Regions from separate parts of the Mus musculus genome. Here region 2 is linked to region 1. The links are chromatin loops, found by intact Hi-C in ENCODE. Cell type or tissue: left cerebral cortex. All regions are shown on one strand. Each heading gives the region's core, and the rest is flanking DNA. Links, peaks and the distances in the headings are about the cores only.

Region 1 (11,333 bases), core at 1,500-9,499:
TATTTGTTTCTATTACATTACATTAACTCTGAGGAAGGCAGTAAGTACACAGCTGAGTAATTATTAAACAAAATATACCAAAAAGCAGGTTCATAGCCAGACTCTTAAGGAGCCACAGATTACTAGTTTTAAGGAATTTTATTGTACTCACAATGGCAGGAGGATTCTAACCCAGGGGTCAGCAAGCTCTTCCTGTTACAGAGAACATATCTTAAGCTTGAGGGCCTGGTTGTCTTGGTATACATTCTGACTTCTCCTGTGGTAGGGGAAAGTAGCCATAAGTAATACATAAATAAGTTGAACAGTGGTAGTGCATGCCTTTAATCCCATCCCTTGGGAGGAAGAAGCAGGTGGACTTGAAGCCAGTCTTGTCTAAAGATTGAGCTTCAGGTTCACCAAGGTTGAATAGAGAGAACCTGTCTTGAAAACAAACAAACAAACAAACCCCAAAACAAAACAAAATACTCTGTCTCTAGATAGAAAGAGAGAGAGAGAGAGAGAGAGAGAGAGAGAGAGAGAGAGGAGGGAGGGAGGGAGGAAGGAAGGAAGGAAGGAAGGAAGGAAGGAAGGAAGGAAGGAAGGAAGGAAGGACATATAGTAGACATATAGTTCAACATAACTATTGGCAAAGAAATTTGAATTTTATACAATTTTAGCATGTCACAGATATTCTTCATAATTTCCCTTATGTTGTTTTATTTTTTAAAAAAAAAAAACCATTTTTAGCTTATGGGTCATGCAAAAACAGGTGGTATGCTGGATTTGGCCAGAGGCCTGTGGTTTGCTGACTGTGGGTCCCAAAAGCCACCCTTTCATTTGTACAAGTTATTTGTTTATTTATAGTCATTTTAAGCCTTGTTTTTAGACATATTTAAGGAGTCCAAATGCATACAATCCAAAAACATAAAAATTAATTTAAAGGAGAAAGAAAAATATCAGCCCAAGAAAGACTAAAAGTGCAGAAAGACTCAGAAAAGAGAGAGGACACACTTCAGACAGGTCAGAGGAGTTGCAAAACATTAACCTTAATCTGTCCCTAGACTTCCAACAACACCAAATCCCAAAGAGGAAGTAGAGTATTTATAGTTCCTGGAGGAGGAGATGGGCTATCTTCTCAACAGTAGCCCATGCTTGCTGATTAGAATTTTGGAGAGAGACTCCTGAGGTGCTTTGTGTGTAATGAATGACATCCTCAGCAGAGCATCCTACACCAAGCACTGTCTTGAGGGTTCTGGAACCCTTGCCTGCGGAACCCTAATGTTATTTGATGGTATCACAGCAAGTGATAGGTCAGCAGAAACAAAGGGAGTAACACCATGGGTTTAATACAAACTATATTGGTCAGTTTCACAATAGTAATCATACAAACTCAATCTCACTCTATACCTCCCCCAGACCTTCCCTCTTTCCCTCACTCCCTTTCCACATCCATCCCCTTCTTTCCAATGACAAGTCTTGTTTGGGTTTTTTAAATAAAATGCAAAATAAAAACAGTATTGATTTCTAGCCAATGGTACAATGTCTCAATAGCTTTGCACTAAAGGTAGAGAGAAGGTAATGAAGAAAGAGAAGAGACAAGTAATGCTGCTTAGATATGGGACAGATGTTGGAAATAAACTCTTCCAGTCTCTTAAAGCTGAAATCAAAGTTGGACGAGGTTGACTATTGAGTCAAGTGACATTTCCAGCCAGCAACACATTGAGGACTCGTCTCCTGCTGGTTAAGTCACAGTCCTGTGCTTGCTCATGTTTCCAATTCCTATCATACATCACAAAATCACACACACACACACACACACACACACACACACGCACACACGCACGCACGCACGCACACTCACACGCACACACACATGCACACACACAGTGCACACGCACACACTCATATACATGTACACATGCATATGCACACACAGCACCTGCAACTGTATCATTCCACTCTGTCTGCCTTTCCAGGCTCTGCCTATCTCCTGTTCCAGTCCTATTCCTCTGTACACTGACCCTCTGCTCCTTTCCCTGGATCACTGAGCCTCTGCCTCTGCTGAGTATTTCATCCAGAAGATGCATTTTCAACCCCATTGCCTAGATGATCCCAACCCTTGGGTTTTCCCTTCTCTCTCACAGCATGGGTTGATCTTTTCTTTATATAAGCTTGTCAAGTGTGTGTGTTTCTTATCAAAGTTATTCTATCTCCACCAGGACAATGAGGATTAGAGCTTTTCTATTCTATAATCCTACAAAACCTTTGGGCTTTGCAAGTTCTCATTACAAGTGTGTTCTTAACTGAGGAGCATCCATTCATAAGTTGGGGAGCATTAAAAATATTAAAGAGCAAATTGGAACATCTGATCCCCACCAGCAGTGTTCTAGCTTCCTACTAACAGTGCCCTAGCTTCCTGTCTTCTTCCATATTAGACATTAAGGTTATCTGGTTGTCTTTGCTGAATTCCATTCCCCATCTGAAAAACAGACTAAATCAACATCACAGCAGCAGGTCACATGTTACCAGAGGCTGGGTTCACTCTTAGATTTTTCTGTGGACCTAACATGGCACTTGTTCCAATGCTGATTAGTTTTGTTTAAACGTGGGGAATTTCTGTATTTATGTTTATTATTGGCAAGTAGACAAGGCCTCTCACATTAGCTGAAGTAGGACTGGGAACTCTCTGCATAGCTTCAGTTTCAAGTTCATGGTAAATAATAAGTAAGTAAGTAAGTAAATAAATCCTGCCTCCTATGTAATGGGACTATTAACTTCAATCACTGCACCTCCCTCTACTTGAAGCAATGAAAAGAAACATGTATTGGCTCCCTTTAAAAGATGGACAGAAAATAATAACACCTACAAAGTAAATCTTACACAATCCTGAGCTCACTACCATTTCTCCCCATTGGCTCATACAAATTCATTGCTTCTTCTATTGTAGTAGATCTTTAGAAAACACTCAGAAAATGCATTTTTTCTCATGTCTTCACTTAACACGTGAATTCTCATTTGATCAAATTAGAATTTGAGCTAACTTGTTCTCCAAATGGTTGTAATATGATGGTACCTATCATCAATACTGTACTCTTCCTGCCTTGAGTAATGTGCTTAGAATAAAAATATTTAAGAGGGACTAATATGGAAGTGACCCAAACTCCCAGCAGCTCAAGTTCCTCTCCTGCTAGCTTTCCCCAGTGTCAGATGGTATTGTCAGAGTGGAGACATCTTAGAGGCTGCCATCACACTGAGTCGGATAAGGGGGAACTACACAAAGTTTCTAGAAGGCAGATGGAAACAGGAAGAAGAGAGCCTTGGCCTAAAACCAAGAGGAGAGGGTAAGAAACAGGTGCTCTATATTGATAGGCAGCCCCAAGGTGAGAACATACATAGTGCTTCACACTGACTTCACACAAAGAGACAAAAGGGGGCTGAACAAGGGGAAGTTAAGTCAGGAGCACCTTACCCAGCTAAGACATTTTATCAGACATGTCCGAGTTTGAGGGTACTTGTTGGCTGTTGGTTTTCACTGCTCTCAAAATAAACCTTCAAAAGAGCAGTTTGAAGCACTTTTTTACTCTAAACACCTTTCTGAGATGGATGAGTGTTCCGTCATAATGAGAATCTAATAACCTCACACAACGATTTGCACACAGGCTCAGCCTCTCCCCCTTTCTTCTCTTATAGCCTCCTACTCTATAAAACAAAAGGAACAAACCCTTATGGGAAAATAGCATTTACACTGAGGGCTTATAGAAGGCACCAGGAAGGTAATCTGTTCTGCTTTCCATAAGATTGCAGGGCTGAGGTACTGGGGAAAAGTATTTATTTTGTATTAAAATAGAACTCACCATTGTCTTCCTTGTACCCTCATATTTCGTACATTTCTTTACATGTTCCCATGGCCTGTTCTTTCCATGGGATGCTTGGCACATTCCAACCTGCTTAAAGGAGCTATGGCCACGTCTACAAAACAATAGCCTAGAAAATACTGCCTGTGCAGGAGTCATATTAAGACACGCTGACATGATTTATTTTAGGCTGGTCTAATTTGGGTCAGTCCTGGGGCCTGTGCTGATTTCCCTGAGCCTCAGGCTGTGTCTCTCCTGCAACATTTCTGGAGGGACAGAGATGGCACTGAGATGGATGAGGCTGGGAATGTATGTGATTTAAAATCTGAATAGGCTGCTGGTAGTGGACCTGAAAGGCAGAGCAAAGTGGCCTGTTCAGTGCTGAACCACGTGCTTATTGCCTAGGGAATGGAACGGACATTCTAAAACAAATACGGCTTGGCAGTGTCACTTTAAATAAGAAATGCCCCAGAACCTGAGTATGATTGCAGCTCAGAATATTGAGAGCTGAAATTCCAATTTGTTTTGAAATTTCCACTGTGATTTTCTAGGGTAAAGGCTGCCTTGATGAAAATATCAGATTCAAAGCTTAAGAGTAAGACTGAGTTACATGAACCATATTTTCTCATGTGGAAGTTGCTCCTCTGAACACAACAGGTATTTTGGAACCTGGTTTTCTTGACAATGGAGCAACCATAGACCAAAAGATTGTTTCCACTGCCTCCCCTACCAAACACTTCTGAATTTCCCTTCAGTGCTTGTGGATGTCAGTAGGGTGTGCTATTTCACAAAGAAAAGGAAGCTTTTTCATTCCTTGTAATGAAGCTAGCAGGCTGCTTTTCATCAGAATCAATAGCGTTACCTGATTGTGTCAACAGGACATTTTTCATAGTGAGAAAAAAAAAGCTAACATTATGTCTGGCATCCTCTTGGAAGCCCAGTTGCCGTAGCAGATTTATTGTAGCCTAACCCAGTTAGAAGTTTTATTATTTTAATTTTAATTTTTAAGATTTTTGATTCTAGGGAATTTCATACACATAAACAATACAATAATATCATATCTACTCTCTGAATTTCTATCTTTCAACTCCTTCTATATTTCCTTCAACATGTCCCCTCCCAAACTCATCTCCCTCCCCCCACCTTTTTTCCCTTTGTCTACTACTCTCTGGATCCAATTAGTGCTACACATATGGACATGCATATGGAGCCATGCACTGGATCATGAAACACCTTCTTAGTTGTAAAAACAAAACAAAAGAAAACACAAAATACAGAACATAAAACACAGCTCATAAAAGAATGGTTTTGCCCCTCTGAGCAGCTATGGACGAACAGTGGCTTCTCAGTAAGAAGTAAGGTGTTGAGAGCTCCTCCTCCAGCTAAGCTGGGGTTTGGTTGGCTTGCTCTTATGCAGGTCTTGTGCAGACAACCTTGGCTGCCGTGAGTTCATGAGTACAATAGCATGGGCAGAAACCTTTCCCAGCACTCTTCCCCAACCTCTGTCTTTCCCATTCTTTCTGCCTTCTCTTCCACAATGTTCTTTGAGTGTTGGCAGGAACAGGGGCTAATAGAGATATCCCATTCAGATTAAACATCCCATCTCTTATTTTCAGTGCTTTCACAAATTATGCATCTCTTCATAGACCACTATTCTCTGCAACAAGAAGCGTCTCTGTCCAGTCTGAAAATGGCACAGGTTTATAAGTGTAACTATACATATTTAGAAGACAATTTGAGAGCATTGCCATTTGGCAAAATAACAACTGCTGATTCTACTCCATTGACACTCTACAATAGTTTAGAAGTGCAATCAATATATCTATCCACGGGTGACTGAATAAGAGAAATGAGGCACATATACACAATGAAATATTACTCAACTGTAAGGAAAAATGAAATCCTGAAATTTGCAGGTAAATGGATAAAACAATAACAACAAAGGAAACATACTGAATACGGTATCTCAAGTGCAGAAAGACAAATGCAACCTGTTTTCCCTGTGTGTGTTAAACTTGAAGCATATATCTGGGAAGCCAGAAAAGAACCTCTGGGAAAGAGCCATGTTAAAGGAGGGTTTCAGATGAAAAGAAAGTAGAGAAGTGGAATACTGGGCATGGGGAAGCTTATACAGGAAGAACAACAGAAGTCCAGGGAAAATCGAGATGTGCAGGTAGAGGGTTAATTAAAAGGAAGGTAGATAAGAAACCCCATTGACGTCTACTTTCTTACAACCCAATTAAAAATATAACTGGAGGAATATTATAATAAATGTGATAGAAAAGAAGGAATAACCTGGTGGTTAAAGGATTAAGTGGGGCACATGAAGGAGATTTCATCATTGGTACTGAAGTCCTTGTCAAAAAGCCTGTAGTTAAGAAGTTCATAACCACTACAGTAGACCTGCTATTGTTATTTTGCAAAATCACCAATTGCATGTTTTACTGAGCAAATAGTCTATGGTACCAACTCCTAAGCATGGCTGACTGAGTGGCAAAAGAGCAGACCTCTCACTCCAAGCTATATTTGTTAATTTATTTTTTTACTGGCATAACAGAAATATCTGACAGAAGAATCTTAAGAGAGGAAGAGTTTATTTTGGCTGAAAGAATATGAATATGGTCTACCATGGCACAGAGAACAACACTTCAACTAAGACTGTAGCAGAAGAAAAATAAAGCAGTTGGTCACATTGTTTCCAGTGTCAGGAAGCAGGGAGACACAGAGATTTAGCCTGTACCTTTTCTTCTTTCTGTCCATGGAATGATGCCGTTCACACTCATACTATGCCTTCTTCAGTTAACCCTCTCTGGAAATTTTCTCCAACATACCCAAAAGTGTGTCTCTTAGGTGATTATAAGTCAAACCAAGTTAACAATAAAGGTAAACCATAATACTGGCCTTCCTTTGGAAAATATTCTGTGTGTTCATCCCAGGTCATTTTGGTTTTGCTTGCTTTAGCCTTTTTATTGAAAGGAACTTCAAACTACAGAAAACAAGCAAGAATAATAGAGGCGTACTTGTAGCCCTTTGCTCTTAACACAAATGTTTTGGCTCTATTTGTTTTAAAAACTGCCCATGATCCAACAAGCTCCTTCCCCACATCTTTTGCCTTATTTGTTTTCCCAAACTTTTGAGAGTAAGTTACATGGTCCTCTGTCCTTCAATAGTTTGTACAAAGTCAGTATTCCTGAGGATATCCCTGAACAAGTACTATCATAGTTTGCTTTATGTAACTTTATAAAACACTGATCAAAAATAACTTGGGAAGAAAAGGATTTATTTGGCTTACAGGTTACTGTCCATCGTGGAGGGAAGCTAAGGCAGAGGAAACTTGAGGCAGGATCTATAGCAGAGGTCATGGAGGAACACAATGCTTACTTGCTCACTCTCTTGGATTACCCAGTTACCTTTTACAGTGGATGCCCACCTGCCCAGGCATGGCACTGCTAGTGGGCTGGGCCCACCCCATCAATCACCAATCAGGAACATGTTTCTCAGACGTTCCCATAAGCCAATCTATGGAGGCCACTCCTCAATTGATACTCTTTCTTTCCAGGTATGAGTAAATTTGTATCAAATTGACAGAAACTATGACAGTTACCAACTTCAATAAAATGTTCTTTAATGGCCTATGTTATCCTACCATCTGCATTCCAATTCTGTAAACCAACATAGGAATACTTTTGGTGTCTCCTTTACATTCTAGTTGAAAGGGTATGGTATTAGGTTGCACACTTTATTGTGTTCTCCTATCTGTTGGGTCTGTTTTCAGTCCACTGCAGTTCAGTCAGAATTAACTATTGCACAGAGAGGATACAATAGAGTTGTAAATACTGAGGCCAGTGCAGATTTGGAGATGACCCTATAATGCTGCAAATCACTGTCTATTTGCAACCCTCCTTGTTGGGCTACTGCCATGTAGTGGAGACTGCTCTCTTCCACAGTTACCAGAGGAGAACTGTCATGTTTTCATCTGGAACGTAAAAATATAACTAAAGTGTCTTTCAAGACAATGCAGAGTCAAATGAACTCAGTCATCATCTGTGTTCATCTACTTGCAGTACATCCTCCTCAGAGAGGTGGTGCTGGTGGTCTGTGTATGGAGAGGAGGGACCAGATAGTTCATGAAAGAGGGCAGGGAGAATGCTAGCAGGCCATGGGAGGATAGTAAAGTAAGGACTGCCAATTGCAGTTACCTCAAGATTATGCAGGCTTTGTGAATGGGACCACTAATGAATGGAGCCAGGAAACTACCCTAAAGATAGAGCAGAAGACAAAGATAGAGGTCCAGAGTGGAAAAGAAGGGATTCTAGCTGGAGGTACCACAGCACTCCTAAAGGAGAAATAGGAACCCAGGACACACTTTTAGGCAAGTGATTCTAGCCCAATTATTGTTTATCATTTTTTCCCTTCTGTCATGTTCCTCTCAATTGGAGTGTGATGGAAGCTTCGGCAGCTGTGTAGTGTGGGCATGGAATGTGCAGCTATGTTCTTTAGATTTCAAAGGGTTCTAACCTATCAGTGAGACACACAGCTTTTGGAACTGCACAGTACTCTAAAACTCAGCATGCTTTTGGAGGCTTGTTATGGCACGGAAGCAGCTAAGATGGCCCCTGAAGTGACCATTGTATAACAGCAGTACCTGCCATCATAACTTGTTTATAAGAGTCATTAAATCAGCGCCTTCTTTCCTCCCTCTTAGCAGTCTGTTTTGTTTATTGCTGGGTTGTCTGCCTCTCCCACTGGAGTGTAATTTCATCTGTAGGGCTGATTGCTGCACTCTTCAGAAACTGACATCAAGTATAAAAACTAATAAATATTGGTTGAGTAAATGAGTAGCTAATCAGGAAAATAACAAATAAGATTCTGTTGTTTACTGGAAGACAAATATACCAGGTGCAGGAATTATTTGGCCACACTACCCATCTACAGTCTCCTTGCTATGTCTGTCCTGTCTTTAGTAAAACCATCTGGGGTCTAAATTCTGGCATTGCTCTTATAGGGATTCAGTGCTCAAGCAGATTTTGGTTGAGCATTATTTTGAGTATGCCTAAGAAGGTAACTGTGAGGATGATATTAACATTTGAAAGGAAGGTTGCTCTCTCTAATGTGTTGATCATCATCCAGTATATGGAAGACCTAAATAGAACAAAAAGGCAAACCTTCCCACACACAGAATACAACTACTCCTGCCTCACTGTTTCTAGACTTGAACGTCTACAACAATAGCTATTTGGGTTCTTGGGTATTTGGACTTATTTGGGTATTTGCACTCCTAAGGAATTCTCCTTCAAGCCTTGTTTTCTGTAACCATGAAAATAAATTTCTCATCATCAGTCTGTATATCCATCTATAGATCTCTTGTTGGCAGTGTTTCTCTGGAGAACTCCAACCAATAGAAACTTCTCACTATAGAGAAGAAAGTTATCTTCATCCACTGTTGGGTCCTAGGCTACCTTGTCTAGAGCTGGGTGTTCAGGACTTTCACTCCACATATTCTTTCTACTCAGATGTGACACTTGCTGAATGAGGTTCTAGCTGATGACCACCTGATGTCTGTAAAACACTCATGTTGGAGCCGTGAGGCTCTCCTCTATCACGCTTTATCATCCCTCCTTCAATCCTTTCCCCATCAGTCCCATTGAACATCCATTTGTAAGTTCACTTCTTTCTTCGTATTTTTCCATTCCTATTTTACTATAAATAGAGGCATCATCTCAATTTAACAAGTAGTATCATCTCAAAAAAAAAAAAAAAAAAAAGCTGTGAACATAATCCCAGCACTTGGGAGGCAGAGGTAGGTGGATTTCTGAGTTCAAGGCTAGCCTAGTCTACAGAGTGAGTTCCAGGAAAGTCAGGGCTATACACAGAGAAATCCTGTCTCAAAAAAACCAAAAGAAAAAAATATGACTCTTGTTTGGAATTTCTGATTGATTCATCAGTTGAGTTCACAGATAACTACACTAGAGGTTTTCTCTAGTGTAATAGCTGATGACTATGAGTTCTAGGTAAATCTTACTATTCTCAGATTGTACTAAACTTTTCCAATAAAACTCTGTTGTACAACTGAGGACTTTATTTGGTGATTAGCAACCTCAGAGTAAGCTTCAGTGGTATCATCATACCCATGGATTTTCTCACCTGAGTAACACCACTCTACTACCCTGGCAAGACTGCAAGACTCTACTCAATTTTCCTGTGCCAAGGTTCTCATTGTTACCATGACTGGACAAATGGAAAGATCATACCTTTCCATGCTCAATACTTCACCCAAAGGACACTAAAAGAGCCTCAGTGGGCATGGAAACAGCTCAGTTATCTTCTGCTCAGCCTTCTACATAAGCAGCTCCTCTCAAAGGCCTTCCTCTCCCAACCCTATGTTTATCATTTCTTGGTTCTAGGTTGCTATGAATCAGATACTTCCTCTGCTTTATCTAATGATAATTTTGTTTGATTTATCAAATAACCTAGGAGATTGAATAATATGGTCATTTAATATGAATATGTATTGTATAGTATGCATTAGTGAAATTCTTTTTATGAAGTTGTTTTGCTTTCTCTGTAATTGTGGTACAGTATCTTTTTCTGCACCATCTAAATATTCTTTTTCATAAAAGACCACAAGTTCACTTTTTTTTCATTCAGTAGACATTCACTGAGTACTCACCTTGTGTTTGGGGAAACAGCAGTAAACATACAGGCTTCATTATCCAAATTCTTGAGTTTGCATTCTAATGAGGGCAGGTTGGGTAACAAAATGATTACCAAAATACATAATACTTCAAGTAGGCTAAATATTCTGGAGAAGTACAAAGCACATGAAAATAAGCACATGCTCAAGGACCAGCTATAATTTTTAATAGTATATCCAGAGAAGACCTTACTGAAAAGATAGAATTTGAACAAATGCCCAAAGCAAGTGAAAACTGATTCTAGAGCTTTGGGGGTAAAGTCCTATAGCTATAAGAAAAAAATCATTAAGGAAGAAACATCAAAGCTGCCAAAAATATGAGAATTGAATGAATTGAATGAATAAATGAATGAATGAATGGTAGAATATCAGCGTATGACGTTAAGAAGATAATGGGGAGCATGCCATGTTCAGAAAGTCCCTGAGCTCAGATTATTCTCTAGAAGGACTCATAGAACACAATGAAGCAATTATATTCTTGGGTATGATTTATCATAACAATAGAAGATTAAAGTTGGCTTGAGTAAAGGTACACAGGCATGGTGCTTCCCCTTCTCTTTCTTACTAGCCCTAGGGAAATTGTTTATTGCTCCCTGAAACATTGCATTCAATATTCATGGAGTACTCCCAACCAATAAAACTCATTTAAATTGTTGCATTCAGATTTTTTTATGGGAGTTTTGCCTTGAAGATATAACTACCTGTGTGTCTGACTTTAGTTTCTAGCCTTCATAGAGGTAGAGCTGACAGCAGGTAGTTCAAGGTACCCATCATAACTAAACATGGATCATAGATGGCACAGCATA
Region 2 (11,333 bases), core at 1,189-9,188, 120 kb after region 1:
CTGGAGAGCCACATCCTTATGTCACTATGCCTCTGTGAGGAAACCAAGGTTCCAAGAATATAAGCATCCTGTTCAGTAGCAAAGGAAAGGGAAGAGGCAGAGGAAGAAGGAGCATCATGCTTAGCTGCAACTCGCACATCTGCTGTCAAGTCTCCAGGGTGGTTCTAGGAACTTTGAGATGACCATGAAAACAAAAAGCCCTGGGATACAAATTTTACACCCTGTAATCTGCATTTAAATATCACTATTACCAAGACCCAATATGGTTGATTCTAGTGCTAAAACTTGACTTCTAGGTAATAAATAGGAACCCATTGAGATCTTAGCCAAACTAAAGAGTATACAGTACTTTAGTCTTGTGCTATATGACTTTAGGGATAGAGTCATGACATCTACAGAACACACGCAGCAAAAGGTCTTCAGAATAAAGATATGTAGACACATACACCCCACCCCACTCCACCCCACCCCCACAAGTGCTTCAGCTGAAGGAAAGGAGTGAGAGGAAGCTGAAGGCTACTCCTAAGTTACAGGTGAGATGTCATGACTGGGCTTTGTCTACTGGTGTGGTGCTCTCTCCACTGCTTAAGGATGTCTCTGATTCCCGTCTTAGGGAATATGAGCAAGCGCTTCAAAGGAAAATCAATAAGCAAAGGAGATCAGTAGACCCAAGGGAAATGATGAAATGTGCCTAACAGCTGCTACTACTCCAATAGAGACTTGTTTTGTATAACATGAAAGCAGAAAGGATGGGGAGTGGGAGAGAGGCAGTAAAAGGGTGTTTGGAGGTGACTGTTACCACACTATGTCACAAATACTTACGATGACACTTACTTCTTTTTATAATTAATGTTTGCTAGTTAAAAAACAAAAAGAGCAACCACATAGAACTTTGCATGACTTTATGAAGCAGAATAAAGGGATTGCATGTGGGTCTTTCTCCAGGGTACATTTCAGCAGCCCTTCCTAGAGAGCAGATCTATAGATTGCTTTCTACCTTTTGGTTTTTATGACAGAGGTATGCTGTGGTCACTCAGGCTGGGCTGGAACTCACCATTCTCCTATAGAACATTAATGACAGCTTGGGATGTGTGGAGTATATCTAGTGACATTCATTGTGACTAATAATGACATTTAGAAGCTTAAATGTTAGTATGCTCCAATAGTTTCTTATGAATATTATTATAGATATAAATTATATTTCCTGCCTGTATTAAAGCAGCCTTATACAATAATGTACTAGAAGCTGAATAGCTACAGGAGAAAAAAATATTTTCTCTTAGTTCTATGGACTGAAAGTCTGAGATCATAGTAGCAAGCTTGGCCTCTTCTGAGGACTCTGCCCTGGGCTGGTAAATGGTCCTCTGTTCTGTGTCTTCACGTGTCTGGCCCTGGTTCTTATTATAAGGACATGTGTCATATTTGGTTGATGCTCAAACTTATGGCCTCGTTATACTTATGATGTCTTAAAGACTGTCTCCAAATACAGTCACATTCTGACACACGGCGGCAAAGACAGGGCCTCTATACATGAAGTTTGGGATGAGATAATCTAGCCCATAACTATATCTATACATGTATATGTGTGTATCTATGTAAATCTATCTATATGCAGGTTTGTGTGTCTATTTAAGCCTGAAATTCTCATAGTGTGTGACAGTAAAGGAACATACATTGTAAGTCTAACTTCCCCAGCTTAATTAGCATGTGGCCTGCTAGCAAACTTATTAGGAATGGGCACTCTACAGCCAACTGTTATTTAGCTTCCAGGCTCCTGAGAGCGACTGGTCCCTTAATTCTGGGAAGTATGAGGATGTCTGGGGAAACTATGGGGCTGCTGCTTGCCTGTCAGAGTGCCTGTGTGGTATCAGAGATGAAAGGCTCACTGTGGTCAACAAGAAAGAAGCCTGCACTGTGAGCATCCTCTGGCCTCAGATCTTTGATTCTCTATGAGGCATGTCCCAAAGGTTGGGACACTGGACCACACTCAAGAGGAGCAGAGGAAACTGTGGGGCTACCATTCACTCCTTTTCAGTATAACTGGCTGAGCTTCCAAGTGAATGCACAGGATTTTCTTTGGTGGTTGTTTTTAAAGAATGGAGTTTATCCAGGAAAAGGCATCTCCCCCATCCAACCCACCTTCCCCTCTCCCTCTTCGTTATTTCCTCATCACCTCTCAATTATTTATAGATTGAGCACCTGCCATAGAACAAGCAAGCACTCTGTGTGGTCCTATTGGGGTCAGAAATGCTCTACTTTGTATGTCTTGTTCAGATAACCTTTTCCCTGATCTAGGCTATGCTGTGCTTTTTGGCATTTCTCTGCTAGCCCCTTAATAAAGCTAAACACCACACTGGTTAATATATCCAGGCCTCTTAGTCCATCCTATAAAGCCAGCAGCACTCTCAGCTGAACCCCTGCCCACCTCCCCTCCCCCAAAGCCAGTGGCCAAGTTAAAGTCCCTGGTTCCTGACCCCTCGGGTCTGAAGGGCATCACCTCCCTCTGTTGTTCCCAGCCTGCTTTTTTCCCACTTTCCTTTTCTAAAAGCTCTTTCTTTTGATTCCTCCCACTTCTTCCTCTTCTCATTTTGACTGCTTTCCCAATTCACGTTGATCATCTCCGATGAGCTGGCTTAGTGTGCAAAAATAAAGGTTCCTATGATCTGCTTCCTCTCTACCCACTGTTTATTCCAAAGATTAAAGAAAGGTACGTCCCAGTATTCCTGCCTGGGTGAAAAGAAGAGGTGCCCACTTAACCCTGCCACCCTCAGTCATCCTAAATATCCTCTGTTAATGAACATACTGATTTTCCTAAGGGAAAGAGTGAAAATATATAGAGGATCAAGAATTGGATGCCACAATGTGGTTTAAATCTTATCTTCAGGTTCAAAGTTGTTAAGAGTAATAATATCTTGAGTGGATCTCAACACAAGCACAGAGTCTCCTTGAGGATTTCACTTCTGCAACTTCATTTGCTTGGGCAGAAGTGGCCAGAGCAGCTGTTTTATTTATTAATTTATACAGGCAGGCTATGTCATCCGTGAACATGCTTCCCTGTACTCCTGATAATCAGATCAGACCCATGGGTCCTGCCACAGGGGAGTCCATACCTTTGGGAGGGCTGTTGAGTCTTCGTGTGCTTCCTGAAACTCTGGACATTGTCATGTGTCCCAGTAGCCAAGTCAGATTATAAGAGAAGCTCCACTGAAGTGTTGTAATGGATCGAAATGAAGAAATGTTCTCCAGGCTCCTGAAATTCATTCTTTTTTCATTCTGTTGTGCTTAGTGTGGGTACCACTCCCGTGGACACATAGAGTATGATTTTCAACATAATCAGTCTCTGAAGACCGAGTGCTTTGTCCTTCCCACCCAGATTGCCTGCTCCTTACGAACTGAGACACAGCTTCCTAAATTTCCCTCCATATTGATCTCTATTGCCAAGAACAGAGATGGATTCACAAATAGCGTTTGTTGTTTCTTCCTCCTTGACAGTGGGGTCTGTTGGGGATCACATTTAGAAAGAAGCTTTTGGAGAAGATATAATTTAACCAAATTCATAGGACGAGTTATTTCTCTCATACTTCAAATGGAGAGATGAATTATCAACTAATTGATAGTTTGGTCTGAGCAGGTTTCTTGAGCAGTTGCTCTGAATGGAACATCCAGCCAAACAAGAAATGCATCTTATATGGGTTCAGGCTCAGCTCACAGAACTTCTTGCTGCCCATCCCTGTGGCCATGACAATATATATGGATCCTGTTACTTTCCTGACCTGTTTCTCCCCCATTGCACCTACCCCCACCTGTATCCTCCAGCGGGGAGGACCCATTGCTCCCTGCAGCATCCCAGACGTCTCTACTCTGGTATTTTAAATAAATTTGCAGTACGTTAGCAGACCCCACTCCATCCAGACTGCACTGTGGCTTTTCAGGAAACTTCTAACTTATCTGCATAAGAAATAACATGCAGAGGGGATATGAACCCTGACAAGGCTAATATCTGAATTCCAAGCTGTGTTCCAGCAAGTCAGAAGAGCATTCACGTGTTAATCAGTAGTGTGCTGTTCTCAGAGCACCCCACTCAGCCTCCCCAACTCAGCCTTTTCAACTCCTGCGCTGCAGCAAAATTTGGTGGCATCTAGGCAGAGCCCCCTGATGGAACAGCCCTCCCAGTCCTGTTCCAGTAAGGAGTGGTCACAGTGATCTTTCCTTCCCACTGCACACAAAGGCAAGGCGCTCCTTAAAGGGACCTCCCAGCTCTTCTATGCAGTCGCTAACCAAGTAAGTGCTGGCTCAGGAGACCCAGCTTTTGCCCGAGGATGAGTGGGGAGGGGTCTTGAGAAGCCTCCACCTCCGCATTCTCCTAAGCACAGGAGCGAGGTAGTTGGCAGGCATAGTGGATGGAGACCACGGGTCCGCGGGGTCCTGCTTGCTGTGAGCTGCTTCTTGGGATGCTCCTCTCCAGTTGAGCCTCCTGCCTGTGATCCAGAGGGTGCTAGCAGCGCATCTTGCGGTATGCCTGCGTTGCTTTGAGCCAGCGCCCAGAAACCAGCCCTCTGCATTCAGGCACCTCGGACTGGCTCCAGGCAGGGCTGTGTGCAGTCACCATGAATGCTCAGCTCTAGGCTTCTGCACCAGCCTCCTGACCACATGGATCTGGCTGTTTAATCAGCCGAGATCACAGCCTGGGAAGATTGGAGAGGCTGATTCGCGCTCCAGCTGCCGAGGCAACTTCCAGCTTGGCTGTTTACTTCTTTGGGTCCCGGGGACTCTGTCCTGCCCCTCAGCCTCTTCTGCCACTGTGTGGGTCCTGAAGTCAGCTGCTGGGACTCCTCTGAAGGCATCCAGGAAGGGGGGCAAGAGGGGTTAAAAGACAGCCGAAATCCCCCCAACTGCTCACCCTCTGCCGACCGCCTGTGTTGTGGGGTTCTGAGAGGACCTTGCTCTGTCCTGGGAAGCAATGCAAGTCTCCATAGCCTGCACAGAGCACAATTTGAAGAGTCGAAATGGTGAGGACCGACTTCTGAGCAAGCAGAGCTCCAACGCCCCCAATGTGGTGAACGCAGCCCGGGCCAAATTCCGCACTGTCGCTATCATCGCTCGCAGCCTGGGGACCTTCACCCCTCAGCATCACATTTCTCTCAAAGAGTCCACCGCAAAGCAGACTGGCATGAAATATAGGTATGGTGAGGTCCCTCTGCCCGGGGTTTCTGTGTTCTTTGACGGTTCAGCCAGGCAGTTGTTCCTGTTTGAAAGTGACTTAACTCAGCGCTTGTTTGCTTAATTTAGAATTCTCAGGTGTTTGCTTTGAAATTAGCCTTTTGTGGGGGGAGAGCTGAAAAGGGCCAAGCTGCTGTGCATGCACAAGTGCGATCTTTAAGATGTGGCCCATTTTTTTATATTCTAAGTGTTACGAACACCTTAGGACCATAATGAGTTCCAGAGAGCGGAGAAAACACACCTAAGAGCTAGGAACTCTTTTCTACTAGGACAGTTTGTCAAGAGCAGAAGTGTTTGTCCTGCTTGATGCACAGGCTGTCGATTCTACGCTTATGCTTTTCAGAATAGTTTCCCATCCCACGCTGCACTCTTCCCTTTGAGAGACCGAGGGAACATGTTAAGCCCAGCTCTTATTAAGGAAGGTTTGTGGTAGCAAGAAACACCTACAACGGTGTTAGAGACTGAACACTGCTGTACTGAAATCTAAATTACTGCCTGAAGTGAATGAAGTGCGACTGTTGTTAAATACAGGGGACCAGCTTTTCAGTGCCGGTGAATGTCTGTGTCCCTGTCTCCTGTATCACAACTGAATTGGTTGTTTTCGTAGATAGAAATCTTCCTGTAGTAAAAACAGTTCTCCGTTCCATAATGCGATCCCTGCCACTTCATTATGTTTGCTTTGCATCAGCACTCTGGCCATGGGCTCCGTAGCCCCGCTGTAGTTCCTCTGCACTTCTCAGTATTTAGGGACCCAAAGAAGAGCAGCAGCTGACACATCCTCCGAGGTCTTCGGCTCTTCTCATTTGCAGGTGTAACTGGTCATTGTTTTCCTTTTTTCTCTCCCTCGTTTGCTAGAGACCAGATTTTAGGATAAGATGGATGAACTCCGGACAATTAAAATACTGTACGTTTAAGATTGTGCTGTCTGTATGAAGTAAGCCGTTAAACTTCTCTAGAGAAGTTGGCCTTGATGAAAGTTTATCTGCAGATTTAAGGGAAGCCTCCCACTGCAACAGCAAGTCTTCTTGTCCTTCTGATGTTTTCAAGCCACTGAGAAAGAAAACCTGTCAACAGACTGGGAAGCCAGCCAGAGCAGTAGCTCTGGGCCACAACTGCAGGGTGAGGGCAAGCCACCAAATGAACCCCCTGACTGTGGTCCATTCCCTCCAAGTGTCAGCATTGTGAGCCCTCTTCTTTCCTTTGCTTTTCTGATGGACAGACGGCCCCATCCAATGACTTCTCCAAATGAGACCTCGGTCTCTAGTTCTCTGGCAGTTTCTGTGTAGCTGCTGTGGCACAGATGTAGCCTTAGTCCTGTGCATGGTAGGTGCTGCTGGGCCAATAGCTAAGCTGCTGGGGGAGATAAGCTGTTGCCTCCTGGACAGAGTCCAAGAGCAAGACACATCAGGGTGAGGTGGCTCCAATGGGGGCCTGCAGAGTTTGAGAGAACAATAAACAGTTTTCCCCTAAGGCAGAAGTTTAAAAGTCACACCCCTCCTGTCTGTGGTCACACCTTCATAGTTGTCTTGCAGGGGATTGTCATGGAACAGTTTGGTCTTACTGGGCTATTGCAGTCAGGGGCTCTCTGTTAAGGTTTCCTATCAACACAGTTGAACTTGGATTGGACTGTAACTGTCGAATTCCCCAGAAGGTCGGTGTGGGAACCACTCATTTGGATGTCTCTCCTCCCTTGCAGCTAAGCACAGCTCTTCACTAACAATCATCTGGGTTCTTCAGCACTCTTGAGTTTGTGGTAACCAAACATAATGGTTCTTTTCCACTCCTCTTCTCATTCAGAGCCACTCCATCGAGGACAGGTGCTTTATGTATGTGTGAATCCAGCTCCCAGCTTTTAAATTCTACTGAGACTGAGAGACATATAAGACATGTGAGAAAGTGCCATCTGCATGCCAGGCTTTCTTAGGTGATAGAGGAGTGGGACAATTACTGTGTGCTTGCCCAAAATAGTGGGAATATTTTTGTTGCCTGAGTTATGTTTTTGTTACATTGTTTCATCTAGAATATAACATGAGTGCACTGAGTGATTGTTAAGAATAAATAGTAAGTGATTTTGTGCAATAAGGAATGTGATTGGCTTGTCTACAGAATCTGGGGAGAGACTGGTGGAATGAGCAAGAACAGTAAATTACTGGTGACTTATGATTATAATGCTCATATTCTTGAAGACAGTTTCCACATTGGAGCTTTTAGTAATAGTCACAAAATCCTGAGGGGAATTGGAGGTCGGGAGATCCAGGAATCTTGTTCATCTATTCCTTCAGAATCTGAAGTGTCTGCTAAACAAAAAGTTGTCATAGGAATTTTGTGGGTTGAAACAGTATTCATTCAGTCAGTAATAATGTATCGCCCACCTTCTCTATACACCAGAACTCTATACACCAGTCCTCAAATGCAGAAGCCACCAAGGCTTAGGAAATAGCTTCAAGTTGGAAAAAGGTACCATAATTAGCAAGTAGATATTGGAATTTTCTGTTGTGACACACTCTTGTAGGCCTATGCACTAAGGGGATACTCCTATTTGAGGCAACCAAATGTGCCTTTGTCTATATGGAGTGATTATCCCGGCCCGAGGGATTCAGTCATTCGTGGGTGTGAGGGGGACCGCAAACCTGGAAGGAAATGAGAGGAAGGGAAGGAGAGGCAGGAGACCAAGAAGGGCACCTATCAAGGTCTCGTTTATTAGGCTGAGGTGCCTTGATTTTAAAGCATACATCTCAGGGAATAGGGAGGGGGTCGAAGGGGAATTTTACAAAGAACAAAGAAGTGGGCATCTGCTGACATGGGGGCCGAAGTCAGGCGCTAGGCAGCGGGCACTCTGCATCTTATCTCTGGAATATAGATCCTCCTTGACAGCCTTGGGTGTCAGGCTGGGCTCAGGCGTAACTCATGTCCTTGGATGGCATGGGAGTTCAGGAAGAGATAGGGAAGAGGGGACTGTAATTCAGCTTTTACAACCTCAGGTGCCAGGAAGGGAATAGGGAGGAGGGAGTGATAGCCAGCTCCTAGCACGAGGCCATTTGGCCTGTCAGGGAGATTGTGAAGGGCTCGCTTTCTCATGGGATGGCCTCTGACAAGTGATTTCTTCTTGGCCATGTAACTACCCAGATCTCCTACTCACTGTGCAGAGCCACCCACTCAGGTTCAGCCTTGCTATAAGGGACCAGTGCTCCCTGACAGTTGAGGACCTGCTTATAACCTTGAGAAATAAAGGAACTTCTTTCTGCTTCTATAGTGACTGTGACATTTAAGTCTCAAGTCTTAAGGGTAAGAATACCAACCATAGGTCAAGAGCTCATAAAACTAGGAGCTGAGAAACAATATATTTATACAATCTTCTAAATTTTGCAAATGTAACTATAGTCACACCATGACTAGGTACAGATCTTCTATCAAATTGGCTAGTGTTTTCAAGGCTTTTGTGGAAAAAGAAACCTACAAGAACATGCTACAAATGTTACTGCTAGCGGAGTAGCAAGACTTCATTACATTTACTCTGGAGCTATCTATATCTAAGACAGTTCTGTGCTTTGGTAATGCAGGGCAGTTAGTTGATTTTAGCTTTTCCTATGGTTTAGGTGTGTGTTCACCACTGCATGATAGCTTGGTGGAAACTCTGCAAGCACATGTGATAAATCTCCAAGTGGCAGATGCATAGGGACCTTCAACCCACACAGAGCTACTCAGAGGTTAAGCCAGGTTTCCTCACTGACTGCTTTTTCTGTTTGTTGGTGAGTTGTTCTGTTTTAAGAAAACTTTGTAGAATGTTACAGCTGCTAATGCTTGACATGGTTTGGAGCTTCTCCTATTATATAACAACATATTTGTATTTATCAAACCCATCTTCCTGTTCTGAAATTATTGCTTTAGTTCTATAATAATTTAAATATTGATAGACTCAATTTAATCAAGAAATGTTGAACCATAACAATATGACCTCCCACTGTATTGTTACATAAACCTGATTTTCAGTTAGAGTATATGAAGCTGAAAATAGGCTTTGCAGTATTTTAAAGTTTTCTTTGCAAAAGCAATATTTCACACCTGAAAAATAATCTTTAAATTCCATTAAGAACTTCAAATTTTTCTGTTTTAGCTAGCTGCATTTTACCATTAAACTTTTAAAAAATAATTATAGACACTCGGGATTTTTTTTAAGTGTACAATTTCCATGGCCCATTAAATTTCCAGTGGTCGCATAATGATACGATGGCTTCAAAACTTGAAAATTGATTGGTAAAACTGAATTGTTTCCAGTTTCACCAGCCATGCATATGTTTGTTTGGATGTGTCTATGTGGCTTCACCACTGTGTGGAGTCAGTGTTTGCACAGTTACAAGGCCTCTTCCTGCTGTTGCCTCAAACCCATCACTTCCTCTCTGGTTACTAGTGCTTGGAAGTCACCAATCTAAAATCCATCTCTGAATTTCATTCTTTTAAGATTATTATATTATTGGAAATGGAAAGAATGTTGTCTTTTAGAAATGGCCTTTTCTCTCCTTGGAGGACTTTTTCAGAGAAGTAGAGAGAGAGAATCTTGTAGCCACAAAGGGGGTTATATTATTGTATCAATGGGGAGTGAGAGTAAGACATCAAGACAAAGAGTGACCATCAGCAATGAAGGACCAACCAAGGAATTTGAACAGTGTCTGCGCACAGTTCAATTAGGCAACAATTACGCTGGCAGTTCTCCCAAGATCTAGGAGTTTAGATCTGAAATAAAAAGAATGTGCATTGAATTTCATAGCACTCTTGCTCTTAGCAAAAATCAAAGCTGCACAGACCCTATCCCAGATGCTGCTTCTGTGCCACTCCTCATAGCCGCATCTCTCAAGCACATGTTGCATTCATCGCCTGGTACCTCCCACAAATAGTGGGTGGATTTTAAATCAAAGAAATTGGGAGCAAAGATCAATCTTATCAACTGATTGCATAAAAAGCACTGTGTGTGTGTGTGTGTGTGTGTGCGTGTGTGTGTGTGTGTGTGTGTGTGTGTGTGTGTGGTGTATTCATGTGGGGAAAGTGGGAGAAAATGGTGAACTGAAAAAGATGCAGAAGAGCCAGATCTGTAGTTGTGCTTCAGATGAAAATAGCTGAGCTTAGTCCAGAGAAGGGAGTAGCCTGGTTACTTAAAATGCCAAACTTTTAATTAGAGAAAATTTGGTGAATGCCATTTTGAGGCAGAGGTGTGGGCTTTCCTCTCTGCCTCAAAGCCAATATGGTGAGAATGGGGAGGTGGTGGAACCTTCCTAAAAAGTAGTGGCTGAGTCAATCTCACAGAGTTTATTCCACCTCTGCAAGGCAGCAGCCAGAAGTCTGGCATCCATGGGATGGTGAGAAAAATGGTGGGAGGGAAGGGGGCCCCGGATATTGTCAGGCAAACGTTGTCCGAGTTCCATGGCTCCGTAAGTATAGGGTAGGTGTGTGCGGCTATGTATATATGTGCTGTTGCCCAGGCCTGAGCACTTGTGTATGTGCAGGAACTGATCCAAGGAGTCTGCAGAACCATCTCGTTCTCTTAGTTGCGCCTCATGAAGCCATTAATCTCCAGCTCACTCAGTGACTCTCCTTGGAAATGTTGTCGTGTTAGAGAAGTTCTTCTGTTTTTCATTTCTGCAAACTTTTCAACTTAGGGGAATTGAGTAAGTGCTCTGAGAGGAGAAAGGGATCCTATCAAATTTGAAAGAGAAATCAAATTCCCAAGATTCACTTTGAGTTTTGCAAACTCCCTTAATCAAACTAACACTCTTTCTTTGGTAGATTCAGAAGTGGGTAGTATGAGATTTGAGGCAAAGAAATTTGATCAAAGTAGGGGAATCTTCGTTTCTTTGAGTGTGTCTCAAAACTTCTGTTAAGCAAGAAAAATACCTTTATGAGAATAATAGAATTCATAAGCATTAGTTTACAAGTATCCATTAAGAATTTCAAAGCTGGATAGTATTTGAAATGTAAATAAAGAAAATATCTAATAAAAAAGAACTACAGGCACATTATTAGAATTGTTATAACAAACTGATTGTTAATTAGTCAGTCAGTTGTAACTAAGTTGTAAATAATTATTACAACTAATAAATGAATAGATATAACAACAAAAG

Evidence for each region. A loop is a pair of places that touch in the nucleus more often than their neighbours do. Peaks named below come from ENCODE experiments on the same cell type or tissue, not always from the same donor. Only the 100,000 strongest peaks of a DNase experiment are listed, where the experiment ranks them.
Region 2: a loop joins it to region 1, with 3.0 times the contacts of the local background. A loop is called at or near these places in 4 of 42 quality-filtered maps.

What each region holds. Positions count from the first base shown.
Region 1 is chr3:64,979,945-64,991,277 of GRCm38, forward strand. It overlaps a transcript of Kcnab1 not described here. Among named protein-coding and RNA genes, the nearest start is that of Gm25222, 91 kb to the left of the region's middle. In left cerebral cortex, for the core only: CTCF peaks have their summits at 4,604 and 7,915; DNase peaks (open chromatin) are centred at 4,602 and 7,926.
Region 2 is chr3:65,104,812-65,116,144 of GRCm38, forward strand. It overlaps Kcnab1 (potassium voltage-gated channel, shaker-related subfamily, beta member 1), which reads left to right and starts at 4,203. Exons shown (of 14, transcript NM_010597.5): 1 at 4,203-5,181. The coding sequence starts at 4,961. In left cerebral cortex, for the core only: a CTCF peak has its summit at 4,488; DNase peaks (open chromatin) are centred at 3,862, 4,281, 4,507, 5,010 and 2 more places; H3K4me3 peaks cover 3,729 bases; H3K27ac peaks cover 3,066 bases.